3 separate regions of the Mus musculus genome follow, and regions 2 and 3 are each linked to region 1. The links are chromatin loops, found by intact Hi-C in ENCODE. Cell type or tissue: heart. All regions are shown on one strand.

The links. Peaks named below come from ENCODE experiments on the same cell type or tissue, not always from the same donor. Only the 100,000 strongest peaks of a DNase experiment are listed, where the experiment ranks them.
Region 2: a loop joins it to region 1, with 2.8 times the contacts of the local background. A loop is called at or near these places in 5 of 42 quality-filtered maps.
Region 3: a loop joins it to region 1, with 2.1 times the contacts of the local background. A loop is called at or near these places in 3 of 42 quality-filtered maps.

The regions. Positions count from the first base shown.
Region 1 is chr6:128,199,246-128,204,245 of GRCm38, forward strand. It overlaps the pseudogene Gm4691. Among named protein-coding and RNA genes, the nearest start is that of 9330102E08Rik, 18 kb to the left of the region's middle. In heart, a CTCF peak has its summit at 2,257 (motif pointing right); DNase peaks (open chromatin) are centred at 1,486 and 2,266; H3K4me3 peaks cover 1,664 bases; H3K27ac peaks cover 1,316 bases.
Region 2 is chr6:128,356,864-128,361,863 of GRCm38, forward strand. It overlaps Rhno1 (RAD9-HUS1-RAD1 interacting nuclear orphan 1), which reads right to left. Exons shown (of 3, transcript NM_001326585.1): 2 at 2,243-2,491; 3 at 137-1,330. The coding sequence starts at 2,407. The coding sequence ends at 788. Among named protein-coding and RNA genes, the nearest start is that of Tulp3, 3.5 kb to the left of the region's middle. In heart, a CTCF peak has its summit at 2,351 (motif pointing left); a DNase peak (open chromatin) is centred at 2,344; H3K4me3 peaks cover 635 bases; H3K27ac peaks cover 555 bases.
Region 3 is chr6:128,409,015-128,414,014 of GRCm38, forward strand. It overlaps Itfg2 (integrin alpha FG-GAP repeat containing 2), which reads right to left. Exons shown (of 12, transcript NM_133927.1): 6 at 4,511-4,659; 7 at 4,089-4,186; 8 at 3,943-3,996; 9 at 3,685-3,776; 10 at 2,551-2,668; 11 at 1,479-1,652; 12 at 430-1,403. The coding sequence ends at 1,300. It also overlaps a transcript of Nrip2 not described here. Among named protein-coding and RNA genes, the nearest start is that of Nrip2, 12 kb to the left of the region's middle. In heart, no CTCF peak of the experiment used is centred here; a DNase peak (open chromatin) is centred at 2,297.

The DNA.
Region 1 (5,000 bases):
ACTTTTGCATAAATTAAAAATATTTTAATTACCTTCACACTATTGATTTCCTTATGCAATAAACCTTTCTTCCAGGAAAAAAAAAATGCCCTTTAAGATACACTTAAAAGTTACAGTTCTATTAGTCTTTAAGGCACAGATGAGAAATGTCTTGAAAAATAATCCCAGAACAGGATGACTCAAGAACACTGGCTTTTCTTCCAGAGGACCTGGGTTCAATTCCCATCACCCACATGGCAGCTCATGTCTGTAACTCCTGTTTCAGGGTTCCAAGGGTTCATACATACATATATATGTCATAACACCAAAACACATAAATAATTTTTTTTAAAAAACCAATGAGTTTTTGTGGATAAGTTACCTGGATGCCCAAGAAATGAAATCTTTTAATAAGCTCTCCTGGCCGATGGCTAGTCACCTTGTTTGGCTGTACATCCTCTAAGGATTAAGTAGTCCTGTTGTGGTACTGAAGGGAATGGAGGATGAAATGAAATTGATGAATGAAAAAATAATATATAGTAAAATGTTAGTAGGATTTATGAAGGAGCCTAAAATTATAACCATAGGAGGCAAATCTAAGTAAAATGATGAGTCTTAACTTTTGTCATCTCAAAGGCATTTTAAATTATCTTAATAAACCCTTGGAGGCAGGGACTAAATATAATTCACACCACTCTTAGTTTTGGGGAGCGACTTTCATCTACATCCTGAATAGCTGGTGTTCCACTCTTTGCCATGGTCCTGACAAAAGAAAGTCTATTGAGGTTTAGCACAAAACTGGGTTGCCTGAAAGAAGACATCTACAGCCTTGTGGCTTTGCCTTGGTGCTTGGTGCATTTGGCATATTGCTGGCACTGCCTGTGGACGTTAGCTCCCGCCCATGCCCCAGCCCCGGGCACAATCCCTACATAAAAGTGGTACCCCAGAGCATTACCTTCTGAGGCCACAAGCCAGCGAGCCCTAGACTAACGGTGCCTAAGGCCACTTTAGCGGACAATCCCAGATTGATCCTTCAGGAGGCGACCAGTAACGGTCCCCGGAGGGGGAGGGGTGACTCTACTGTCTGGGAAAGGGGTTCCGCTCCGAGCGGCTGACAGTGCCTTCCTGAGTCCGACGGGGTCTCTACGGCCGATCCGCTGCACCTACAACCTCTCCAGGGCCGCCCTGGCCTCCTCTCCCCTGGACTACGAGCTCCGTGTGCGAGAGGCCGCGTTACGAGTGGACGCTCCGAAATGCGACTCTGCTTCCTTGCTGGGTTATCACCGCTGCCCGGAGCCACCGGCTTCCCACCCCTACCCAGTGGAAGCTCACTGCCGGTCGCGTGCAACCTGAGGACTGCTGGAAGGACCGGTGAGCGCTGGGAGAGGAGCGCTGGCACGTGGGAGGCGGGGCCTCGGTGTGACGCCAGCGGCTGAGGGCGGAGCTCAGGGGTCCAGAGGGCAGAGCCCGGATGTGGAGAAATAGACTGAGGGCGGGGCTTGGTGCGCGAGAGGCGGAGCCCGGTGGGGAGCAACAGGACGAGGGCGGAACGTAGGCAGGCAAGAGGCGGAGCCCGGGCCTGAGGCACCAGTCTGTGGGCGGTGCTTGTTGCTCGAGAGTGGTGCAATAACTGAAGGATAAACTTAACAAAGTGTGAGAGGCAGAGCCCAGGGATTCAGTGGTCAGCTTGGGGTGGAGTTTAGAACTGCCAGACTCTGTCTGTGGCCAGTGCCCAAGCTAGTCGTTCTAGACCATGGCTGGGAAGGTAGGAGCTGTGGCTGCTGTTTCCCGACTCCTCCGGGCAGGCGCAGACCAAAGCGATCTATACCTCCGGAGCACACCACATTCCCACCCACCCAGCCGAGCTACGGAAACTCGCGGGGGCTCAGGGGGTCATAGTTGAAGTCCCTCAGTGGGATTTGGAAGGTGCGGGTCCTAGTGTGGGAGGTGGATGGAGAGTTGACTCCGTGGTTAAAAGAACCTTGCAGAGGACCTGGGTTTTATTCTCAGCATCCAGGTCGAGACTCACCTAGGGTGGGAGGGAATGGAAGGCATCATGGGAGAGGTAGTGGAAAAGCAGAGAGATATGAGAGCCCTGACGTTTGTTGCGAGGCTAGGATGGTTCTGATGGAAAATGTTGAAAATGAACTTTATGGGCACAAGAAACAAATAACTGTACGACGATGAGTTGTAAAATCCCTTAAAGTTTCAAACATTGGTGTTAAACTCCTCAAGTATATATTAAAAGTGAGCTTTTTAATTCAGTCAGGAACTCCCAGTAGGGGGCGCGCTGTGCCCTAGCTAGGTGAAAGTGAGACTCAAAGATTTGTTGGGCCAAAGTTTTTACTTTGAAGATTACCAGCTAGAAGCAGCTGATCATAATCATGTTCTGCTTTGAAGTGCGTGCTTTACCCTCCACTAGAATTGATATTTTGTTTTTATCTTTTCATTTTCGTGATTGGAAGGTTTTTTGTGGTTACTGGTATTGTAGGTTGGCAGAGTGCTGGCTCCCCATCAGTGAGGTCCTGGATTCAGTCCCAGCTCTGAAGAAAAACAGATGTACTTGAAAACTTGTTTTTGAACCTCGATATTGTTTATCTGGATATGTTTAAATATATGCTATATAATGTAGTTGGTATGGAAGAATTATTTCAAAGAGAGAGTAAGTCAGTTCTATCTTTTTGAACGTGCAAAGAAACCTAATAACCTATTTCACTTTCGCCTTATTCTTTTTTTTTTTGGGGGGTGCAGCGAACTTTATTGATGGTATTCAAGAGAGTAGGGAGGGCTCCCTAGGCCCCTCCTGTTATTATGGGGTCTGAGATGGAAATTGTGAGGGAGATGCTCAGTGTTGGGGGCCGAGTTGGGATAGGGCCTCTCTCTTGCTCAGTGTCCTTGCTGGGGTGGGTGGTCCAGGGTTTCTTACTCCTTGGAGGCCATGTAGGCCATGAGGTCCACCACCCTGTTGCTGTAGCCGTATTCATTGTCATACCAGGAAATGAGCTTGACAAAGTTGTCATTGAGAGCAATGCCAGCCCCGGCATCGAAGGTGGAAGAGTGGGAGTTGCTGTTGAAGTCGCAGGAGACAACCTGGTCCTCAGTGTAGCCCAAGATGCCTTTCAGTGGGCCCTCAGATGCCTGCTTCACCACCTACTTGATGTCATCATACTTGGCCTGATAAGAACAAACCCCAAGATGACTATCCTTGTCCCAAGTCACTGTCACACCAGAGACAAGCCCAGCTCTCCCCATACATACAGGTTTCTCCAGGCGGCACGTCAGATCCACAACGGACACATTGGGGGTAGGAACACGGAAGGCCATGCCAGTGAGCTTCCCGTTCAGCTCTGGGATGACCTTGCCCACAGCCTTGGCAGCACCAGTGGATTGCAGGGATGATGTTCTGAGCAGCCCCACGACCATCACGCCACAGCTTTCCAGAGGGGCCATCCACAGTCTTCTGGGTGGCAGTGATGGCATGGACCGTGGTCATGAGCCCTTCCACAATGCCAAAGTTGTCATGGATGACCTTGGCCAGGGGGGCTAAGCAGTTGGTGGTGCAGGATGCATTGCTGACAATCTTGAGTGAGTTGTCATATTTCTCGTGGTTCACACCCATCACAAACATGGGGTCATCGGCAGAAGGGGCGGAGATGATGACCCTTTTGGCTCCACCCTTCAAGTGGGCCCCGGCCTTCTCCATGGTGGTGAAGACACCAGTAGACTCCACGACATACTCAGCACCGGCCTCACCCCATTTGATGTTAGTGGGGTCTCGCTCCTGGAAGATGGTGATGGGCTTCCCGTTGATGACAAGCTTCCCATTCTCGGCCTTGACTGTGCCATTGAATTTGCCGTGAGTGGAGTCATACTGGAACATGTAGACCATGTAGTTGAGGTCAATGAAGGGGTCGTTGATGGCAACAATCTCCACTTTGCCACTGCAGATGGCAGCCCTGGTGACCAGGCGCCCAATACGGCCAAATCCGTTCACACCGACCTTCACCATTTTGTCTACGGGACGAAGCTGGCACTGCACAAGAAGATGCGGCTGTCTCTGGAACAGGGAGGAGCAGAGAGCCGCCTTATTCTAACTTCTCCTTAAACATACATGTCCTAGTTTCCTTTCTGTTGCTGTGATAAAAACACTCTGACCAACATCAGCCTAGGGAAGAATAGGTGTGTTTAGCTTATATGTCTAGATCACAACCATCTTTGAATGAAGTCAGGGCATGAAGGAACCTGGAGGGAAGGCCCAGGGAGGAAAGATGTTCCAGCCATGCTCATCTAGCTTCCTTGTTCAGCCCAGGGATGTTGCCACCCACAATGGGCTGAGCTCTTCTGTATCAATTAAGATAATGAGGACAAGCTCTCATATACCTGCTCACAGGCCAACTTTATACAGCTCATTACTCAGTTGAGACCTTCTTTTCTTTTCTTTTTCTTTCTTTTTTTTGACACCTCTAGGCAGTGTCGACTTCACAGTTAATAATAACTAGAACAGTAATCCCTTTTTTCCATTGTGTCAAATGTGGGTGTTTCAGGCCTGACTGGTCCATTAAGAATGTTGCATCATTGGGCATGTTAGAGTTCACCTTTAATCCTAGCACACATGAGGCAAAGGTAAAGGGATTTCTATGAGTTTGAGGCCAGCCTGGGCTACATAGCAAGTTTCAGTACAACCTGGAGTACATAGACCCTGTATCAAAGAAAGAAAGAAAGAAAGAAAGAAAGAAAGAAAGAAAGAAAGAAAGAAAGAAAGAAAGAAAGAGAGAGAAAGAAAGAAAAGAGAGGATTAATGAGCATTGATTTGAAAGAAAATGGGACCCATAGGCTCGTAGGGAGTAAGGAGCACTATTAGGAAGTGTGGCCTTGTTGGAGGAAATGTGTCACTGGGGACAGGCTCTAAGGTTTAAGATGCTCAAAGCCAGGCCTAGTGTGGTACTCATTTCCTCTGGCCTGCTGATCCAGATATAGAACTCTTGGCTTTTTCTCCAGCACCATGTCTGTCTGTGTACCAC
Region 2 (5,000 bases), 160 kb after region 1:
TTGTGTGTGTGTGTGTGTGTGTGCTACAAATCTTCACTCATAAGCTCTGCTTGGTCTAGAAAGGGCTAGTGCTAAATGAGTAGGGTTGAAAGAGATGCTATTTGAATGAGTAAGAGGACCACTGAGACAGGCACATCCACACTACCCACACTAGAGTGTGAGCTTCCACTTTATGTACACATAGGATAAGTTACTGATAGGAATCCATTTCTCCACCACATGTGATAGCGTCATATTTCTTCCACTGTAAACACATCTCAAAACACAAACCTAAAGTACTCATCCGTCCCCTAGCTCTCTGACCCCATCGTATTCACCAACACAGGCCTGGCTTGGGACCCTTTGAGCCAAGGCTGTCAACCATTAAAAACCAGAGCTCTCTCTTGATTTTCTCCAGTCGCTGAGCCTCACACTCGGTACCAACAGCGTGAGATGAATTAGTTCGAGGCAGAAGACTAATAAGCATAGACCTTTTATAGATGGGCACGAGGCTGCATTACTGACAACGGCTGGGTTCTCTAAAAACTCGGCAGCCATTTATTTACAAACGCTGTGAACAGTACAAGAAACGTCAGAGGTCTAAACAGTTAATGTGAGAAAAATACCAACAGTTCATGACACTAAATTCAACGGTTCCTGGTGCGAGGCGGAACCCTAGAAACCGAACTCCGACTCTGGCTAAGTGGTCTTCCTATTGCTGTTCGTCCCCTTTCATCCTTTCAAACCAGGATGACTTGCGAAACCTCCCCACAGCAGCTCCGGGAAGAACTGAAGCTCTGCGGTCCTGTCAGATCTTCACAAGGAACTGGCTTCCATCCAGCTTCCCCTTCTCCTTAAGGTAGGCAAACAGGTGCCTTCTGCGTCTCCACGTGACCTTAATCCCATACTTCTCCTCAGGGGTGTCCTTGACCAGAACAGGCCCCGGCTCTGGGCTGCTGGGAGTCCCAGGGCCAAGGATGCAGCTTGGAAAACTGTTTTCCTTCTGGTCTGGGGAAATGGGATCGTCTCTTACAGAAGAGTCTGGGGTCTGGATGTCAGGGGGTGCGAACACATGAGGTAAACTGTGAGGTACATGCACTGACAGTTCTCCACAGCTCTGGGGACTGAACAATGGCACTAAAGGCCTTCTGGGTGGGTCCTTTTCTGAGTTCTGGGGCTGCACTCGGTTGGATAGCAACAACGTCTCTGAACTGGAAGACTGTGGACTCTCAAAGGTTAGACGTGGAAACTTGCAGGTAGATCTCCGAGTTGGGCGCCTTGCCTGGTCTCGGTGAGGCTTCCGGTGTATCAGAAACCGGCTTTCCGCTGCTCTATCAAACTGGGGTGACACCTGTGCATAAAAAAAAAAAAAAAAAAAAAAAAAAGGATGGTGGTGGTGGCGAGCCAGCTGCAAAGCAGCTAGAGTAAATGTGTCTGATCCTTTATTTTTGTCCAGAATTGTGAGGACTCGCTACAATACAGGACAGACACCCATCCAGCTATGTGGTATGACAAGAAGGCAAGAGACCTGGGCCAGCTATCCAATCGCTCTGCCCTTCAGGGTGCGCCCGAGGAAGAGAGGAGACAAGGCCTCTCTCATCACCACTACACTGCTATAGCTTGTTTAACTCCCCGTCCTTAAACTTCCTGAGAACAGGTCGGAAGGATCCTCAGGAGGGCAGGGACAGACTGACTGTCAACAACGCCTGGCTGAGGGAGGGCCTGGCAGGAAGGTCTTCAGTGAATAATGAACGGCAGCCCCATGGAAGTGACTGTTGGGATCTAATGCCCGTGTTTATTCACTCAATGCTTACGGATTTCTTTTGTAGACAGTTTCACCATGAAGACCAGGCTGGCCTTTACCTGGAGATCCTTCTGCTGCAGCCTCCCAGTGCTGGATTTGCATGGATTAGCATGACATTGTGGAAGGAGTTTTCTCCACTAAGGTTCAGTAACTCATAGAATACCTAGTACTTGTCATATAAAATGCAAGAAATAATCTTTCATGTTGGTCACCTTTCTTGCTTCTTCACCCCGCTACTGGGTAGTTAAGTGTTCAATCAGAACTCTTCAGGGGAACCTGGCAGAGGAGACTCCAATACCATATAATGCATATTTTGGTGTGAAGGAAGAAAAGAGGATATCTAAGACAATACCACAGTCAGGAACAGTAACTATTTCCCTGGCCCTGCTCCAAAAGGATTCAGAGTCAGTATTCTGAAAACCCTAACACAGTAAAGGTCAAAGAATTGCCAGGACCTACCCAGGAAGTGACGGTGCTCTGATCAATGGGCTTGCTGGGCACCTGAACAGTGTGGGTAATGGGCTGCTGGCAAGATTCATAGTGGTGTTTGGGGCCCTCCAGTGGCTGTTGGTGAAACAGCAGCTGGGCTTTCTGGGACTGTCTGCGTCTCTTTTTGGGAGGCATCAATAGGTAAATGAAGAGCAGTTGGTAACCACATGATGCAGGTTGCCTTCCTGGTCTGGGTCAGGATCCAGTTGCAAACCATGCCTGGAAAGAAGAAACAAAAAGGAGAGAGGGGGAAAATCATGTGGGTGACACCCTCCCCCCAATTCTTCATGACATCAGGCTAACAAGGCTACCAGAAATTACCAATCAGACTCAGGTTGTAAAGAAAACAGCTTCCTTTTCTCTCTCTCTTTTTTTTTTTTTTTTTTTTTGGTTTTTCAAGACAGGGTTTCTCTGTATAGCACTGGCTGTCCTGGAACTCGCTCTATGGACCAAGCAGGCTGGCCTGGAACTCAGAAATCCACCTGCCTCTGACTCCCAAGTGCTGGCATGTGCCACCACTGCCCGGCTGAAAACAGCTTCCTATACCACCATGAGAAACATTATCTTATTCATATATATATTCAAGGAAACTCACTCAATGAGCACCTGCTGAACTCATGTTATTGTGCCATGCTAAATGCCAGGAATTAAAGATGAGCAAGTACTTAGTCACAGTACTGAGTACTAAGTTCCTGCAATGATACAGAGGTCCCCATTTTTGAGGCACAGTGGTACAGCACTTGCCTAACATGCACAAAGCCTTAGGTTTCAGTCCCCAGAACTGCAAAAGAGGGGACAATGGCAAGGAAGAAGGAAAGGAAGGAGAAGAGAGAGCTGACTAGAAGGAAACAGCCACATCTCAGTATAGTACGGTTCACGTCAGAGAAGGCTTTCTGTAGAAGGAGAGCTGGGAGAAGCAGAAAGCAGGAAGGTCACTGGAGGCTGAGGGGCAGGCACCACATGCAAAGATGGCTACAGCTGAACATGGGGCACATGCTCATTAGCCCAACTGAGGCAAGAGATCAGGAGTTCAAGTCACGCTTGGGCTACACATAAAACCTCTCAAAAGCCAAACCAAGTAGGATATGGTGGAGCGTGCCCAGGACCTCAGCCCGTAGGAGGGGAGGCAGGAGAATGCCAAGCTCAAGGTTGCCTGTGGCTAGAGAGACCATCCTGAGTTACATGAAACCTTAAATAACCAAACAGCTGTCTTGTGAATTCAGAGAATTACAAGCTCACTGTAGACAGAGTAGGAAAGGTAGCTCAGCAGTAAAGAACATGCCTCAAAAACCAAGGGCTTGCTGGGCAGTTGGTGGCGCACGCCTTTAATCCCAGCACTTGGGAGGCAAAGGCAGAGGCAGAGGCAGAGGCAGGCGGATTTCTGAGTTCAAGGCCAGCCTGGTCTACAGAGTGAGTTCCAGGACAGCCAGGGCTACACAGAGAAACTCTGTCTCGAAAACCCAAACCAAACCAAACAAACAAACAAACAAAAAAACAAAGCCAAGGGCTTAAGTTTGATCTCCAGAACTCACAAAAATGTGGAAGGCCGAAACCAATTCCCAAAAGACATCCTTTGACATCTATATGTGTGGCATGTGTCCCCTCAAATGCATTCGTCCTCACACACAATGTCACTATCTGTGAGGCTGTGCCTATCTAGCTAACAAAAGAAAAAAGAAAAAGAGGCTAGGGGTGGTAACATCCATCTTAAATCCCAGCATTCAGGAGGCAGGCAGATTTCTCTGAGTTGGAGGTCAACCTGGTCTATACAGTGAGTTCCACGACAGTAAGGGGATACAAAGTGAGACCCTATTTAAAAAACATTTTAAAGAATGAATGACAAAAAATATTAGACATAGTGTCAACATTGGGTCTGAAAACCAGGTGAGGCCACATGACTGTGGGGTTGGGTTGAGTAACCACTAGGTTTTCAAATAGAAGTTTGTAATCACATCTAGGTTTTGTTAAAAGACAAACAACAACACAACAACAACAAAAAGAACAGCCCAGATTCTCTAGCATATAAGGAGATGTCAACCGAGTTACGGATTAAGTCGCATGTACTTAGCATCCAGCAATCCCGACTTTGCATGGTTTTGAATATATTCTTTTTGGCTTTCAGACTGAACCTCAGGCCTCAGCACATTAGGCAGTAACTGTACCTCTTGGCTATAGACCAGCCCTCATAGAATTATTTTGGCTTTTGTGAGACAGGGTCTCGCATAGCCTCCCCTGGCTTCAAATGCACTATGTAGTCTCCACCTCCCACATGATGGGATCACAGGCTGGCCCCACTGGGAAGGCAAGTTAAGGAAAGAAGGGCCTGCTCTGGCTCACAGATCCAGGGTACAGTGTTGAGGAGTCTCAGCAGCGGGAACTTGACAGCAGCTGGGCACATCACCTTAGCAGACAGGAAGCAGGTGAATTCTCCGGCTCAGTTTGCTTTTAGTCAATCAATCCACAATCCATGAAATAGGAAATAGGGCCACATCCCATCTCAGTTTTAGCTATATAATCTCTTACCCAAACAAAATCGAAGTCAGGTTTTGGCTCGTTTCTGCTCAGCCTTTGCCTATTTTTATTAATCTTTGAGATAGAGTCTTGTTATGTAGCCTTGGCTAGCCTGGGGCTGGCAATGTAGACCTGGCTGGCCTGGAATTCAGAGATCTGCCTGCCTCTGCCTCCTGGGTGCTGGAATTAAAGGTGTGCACCACCACACTCTGCTCAC
Region 3 (5,000 bases), 210 kb after region 1:
GAACACAGGCCTGTGAAGTACACTCTACACTGTTGTGCTGTACAGATATACAAGCAGTTGTAATAAGTAAGTGTTACCTCCGCTGTGAGGTAAATCCTGGACTCTGACATTCTCCATGTTCCTTTACTCTATTCATTTAGTTCAAAAGCCCCGAGGGCTGGGGAGACAGCTTAGTGGGTTGGAGCATTTGCCATGCAAGCATGAGAGCCTGAATCTGAGACTTAACACCCAGCATCACACCTGTCTGTCTGTAACCCCAGTTCCAGGCCTTCGACACCCTTACACAGTCATAAATACAGTCAACACACACACACATACACACACAGGTGTGCGCGCACTATGGTTGGTCTGAAACTACACAGACCCACCTACCTTGAACTCAGAGATCCAGCTGCCTGCCTCACTTATAGTCCAGATTGGAGAGCTGCATCAGATTGTTAACGCCTTTTTGTTTTATTTGAGATCAGATCTCCAAATGTGACCCACGCTGGTCTCAAACTTGCTATGGAGCCTTGGCTGGCTTTGGACTCATGATCTTTCTCTCAAGAACTGGGAGTACACTGGTGCACCATCATGTAAGACAAACTGTGAGCATCTAGTTTCCGACAGGCAGTCATGTTTGGGAAGCAGGTGGGTGAGGCTCTCAAGCAGCACGGTACTTTAGAGAACGGCAGTGCTGGATACAGCTGAATGGCAGAGCACTTGGCTGGTGTGTGAACACCCCTGGTTCCTCCTTTGCACACAGAGACATACAAAACAAAACCAACAAACAAAAACAAAACCAGAGAGAGATGATGACAAAATGAGAAAGCCCTGACCTAGTTGCTTCAGTAAATGGAAGAACACAGGAAGATGAGACAGGAAAATACCCTAAAAGAATAAATACTCTGCCGTTCATTCCTGCAATAACTGCGAGTGTCAGCTGCCTGGAGCTATGCTGTGAAAATCGGCACTCAGCAGGGGGAGGGGGGCTCACCCCATGCTCCCTCAGTTCCTCAGGCCTGAAGCCTTTCAGGTGTTGGAACATAGCAAAGGTTTGCTGCCTTGTCTCACACACAAGTCGGTTTCCTGCAGTGAGAGCAGGGAGCATGAGAAGGAGCCACGAGCAGAGGGGCAACCGATGGATCTCTTCATCACAGGCTCTCGGGGGGGGGGGGGGGGCACATCCATCCTCTCTGAGAACCCAGTTCTGCTCCTTCCTCTGTAATACACACTCCCCATCCTCCAAGGTCATGGATCGCTCTGGGGTAGGGTTGGGGGCTCGGAAGGATCCTTCACCAGCTAAGTGGTCGAGCCCAGCTAGGTGGGGTCCTGGAAGCTTGAGGGGGTACACTGTAGTGGCTGGTCCGGATGGTAGAGAGTCTGATGAAGCAGGGTACAGACTGCAGGGAGATCTTCAGGATCTGCAGGCCAAGCAGAGACTGGTGAGAGGCCGTCAGGCGCCCAGGCGCAGGCCCGCTGGCTCTGTTGACACTCACCCACACGCAGCTCCTGCAGTAGGCGGTGGTACTCGGGCTCAGCCTCCAGCAGCTTCAGAAGGTTAGTGGACTCCATGCGCTCCAGCTGCACCTCCCAGTACACGTAGATCTTCTGATTGAAGGTGACATATACCAAGCAGGGACTGTTGCGGCCCTCTTTGCAGGCGTACTGGCCTGGGAGATGGGGGCAAGAAGAGAAAGACCAAGGCTTAGTCCTGGTGTCAGGAGGAGGACAGGAACAAGACATCAAAGTCTTCTCATCTTAGTGATCTGGAATAAAAGAGGCAGCTGTGCGAATGCAAGGGGTAGGTAACAGGATGTCAGAGAGGAAGGCCTGTTCCTTTCTTCCAAGGCACACATCAACCTTTCAGGTAACTGCGTGTTTTCCAACTCCTTCCATTTATTGTGGGGTCCTGGAGTCCGAGCCCACAGCTTTGTACATGCCAGCTCTACCACCGAGTAACACCCTCAGCCCATTGTCACTTTAGTGGCCAGATACACCCAAATAGCCACTGCTGCTTTTCAAAGTCCGCAGCTGAGGACTGTGGGGAATACCCTGGAAGTGTTTTCCTCAGCTTGGCATGCTCGGGTGGAAATGTTTTCCCAGTCATCCCATCCTCTATGTATTTAAAGATGGAGGCCACACTGTGCTTTACTTCGTATTCCAAACTACCATGCTAGAGCTGGAGAGATGGCTCTGTACACTGGCTGCTCTTCCATAGATTGGGGTTCAATTCCTAACTAACATCTACATGGTAGCTAGCCATTGTCTGTAATTCTAGTCTTGGGATATGGTGCCCTCTTCTGGCCTCTGTGGGTACTGCACAGACACGGCACATAGACATACATCCAGGCAAACACTCATACAGGTAAGAATAAATAAAAATTTCCTCCTAACAAACTGTCAAGAGGGCAGCATGGCACCCACCCATGACCACTAGTGACAGCTAAGGAGCCCATTCAGGCATGAAGACATCTTTCAAGGGCGACATTGAACAGGAGTGAGTCAACCACTTTCTGGCACATTTACTAAGCTGGAGTAGCTGAGCTTAGTTAGAGGCCACCATCCCACCTGCACAGAAGGCACGGATATTTTCATCCACTTGGAAGCGCACAACGGTGCGGTTGTGATCGATGATATATGTCTGTCCATCCCAGGCACAAGCTACCACCTCCTCAAGCCCATTGCCCTGAAAAAGGTCAAAGACAGGATGCCATTTTCATAAGAGACTAGTCAGATGTAGTGTCATACGCCTGTAATGAGTGCTGCAGAGGCCAGAGGCAGAAGCCAGCTTGTGCTACACAGCTCATAGCAAGATGCTGTGTCAGAAAAGAAAAGAAACGAGAAAAAAGATCTGATGGTGGAGTGGAAGCCATCAGGAGAGACATAAAGGACCATGAACTTGACTCTGGGTGGCAAACTATAAATTAGGGTATTTCTCCATGTGCCAAGGGGGCAACAGGCAATCACTGACTTACTCTGCCTAATATTCAAAGCAACACTATGATGATGTCAACATTATTCTCAGTTTTATCTGGGAAATTTCTGCTAAGAGGGATAAAGTCACGTGTCAGGATCACAACCCAAGTACAGGTCTGTTCTGGTCAAAGCCACCCGGCTTGCCCCCGTGGTAGTATAATCAGTGTGGGCCCATCTGGCAAATGAGGGGCCACAGTGATATCACACAGACTCATGGACAAGGAGAAGCAGCACAGACCAAAACAGACCACGCATCTGTATTCATGACTAATAACCCACGGCTAGACCTAGTGCCTGTTCTCTGTTAGCGCTGCTATTTGGGCTGACAGGCCTGAAAATGATTTTCTAGTAGACTCATAGAGAAGAACTAAATTGTGTGCTATGAGGGCACACTTGAGCGTGACAGACACACTCACCTCAGGTCTGAGGAAAAGGCTCAGTGTTCACTGGGATGTGAGAAGAGCTGATTTAAATGTCTGCTCCTGGGGTGGGCTGGAATGATGGCTCAGCGATTAAGAACACTAGCTTTTCTCCCAGAGCACCTGGCACCCACAAGGTGGCTAACAACTATCTGTAAATCCACTTCTAGGGGGTCTGATGGTCTCTTCTGGCTTCCATGGGTACTAGGCACACACGTGGCACACAGACATATATGCAGGCAAAACATCCATATACATGAACATAATTAAACAAATGAATCTCAGAAAATGGCAGAAGTCCACTCACCGTGACATCCAGCTTCTCTAGGGCAAAAAGCTGGTGATCCACCTGCACAGACCACAGCAACTTGTCTGCTTCCTGCATCAGCTTCAGTGTCCCTAGAGGAGGAGAGGCGAGGTGTGTGTGTGTGTATGTAAATGTAGCTGTGAGTGTGCGTGTGAGTGTACAGGAGTATGTGAGTGTATGTGTTTGTCAATGTGTGAGTGTGCGTGTGTGCAGACCCCTCAGGCAGATCCCCACCTCACCCAGCCTAGGACTACTCACCATCCAGGGTGCACAGGGCGAAGAGGCCTGCGTTACCACCTTCAGGGTTATGACCTACGTGGGGAATGGAGGCAGGAATGAGGGCAGGTCCTGGGTCTCCTTTCTCCCAGCACTGCCTGGTTCCCTCAGCTCCTTCCCTCCTTTACCTTGTCTGATGTTGCCAATTAGGTGAGTGGAGACGTTCTTGTTGTGGATCCGGCCAGATGTCTGGTGCAGGACTACATCTCGGGCAGCTGGGGTCTCCCTGTGGGTGAAAGAGAGACTAGGCCAACAGAAAGCCAAGGGAGCCGAGTTCCTCTCTGCAGGAGCTTCCCCAACTCCAGAAGCCCACCCCTGACTCTTTCAGATCCATGGAGCAAATGGATGGGGCTGCCAGAAGGAGTCCTGAGACCTGACTGAATGGTTCAAGATGCTCGCATGCTTTAAGGTTAAAGGCCCAGGACTCCTGTCCCTAAACAGCCTTTTCTAATGGGCTGGGCTGGGGACTTAGATGGTGGAGCCCTGGCACCTGCAGATCTGTCTCACCACCATGTCCTTATACTGATGTACCAGCCACCCATTCCCTTACCTACTGTCTCCTGTGGCCTCCTCAGAGGCAGGAGGGGAGCCAGTGTCCTTGTTCCAGGTGCACAGCAGAACTGCATAAGCACACCCTGGCTGCGACACAACCAACTCAGGCACACCCAGAGGCCCTGGGGTCACAGAGAGACTGTCTACCTGCACCAGAGAACAGAGTCTTAGTGGGAACAAAGCAGGAAGGAAGGAAGGGAGGGAGGGAGGGAGGGGGGGGGGGAGGGAGGGAGGGAGGAATGGAAAAGAGGGAGGGAGGGAGGGAGGGAGGGAGACAGACTCTGCCACTAGGAACAGGGGAGACAAAGGCAGGGCTTCTCAGAATTACCCTCCAGCTCTGACAGGGACAGGAGTTCTACGGTTCATGAATGCCTGTCTGCTACCATCCCCTCTTCAGTCAATCTGCTTTCTGCTGGGTGCCCAGTGGCTCTGACCTGGTTCACACCACACACCTCACACACTGAATTCTCAGTCCACCATTCCTTGCA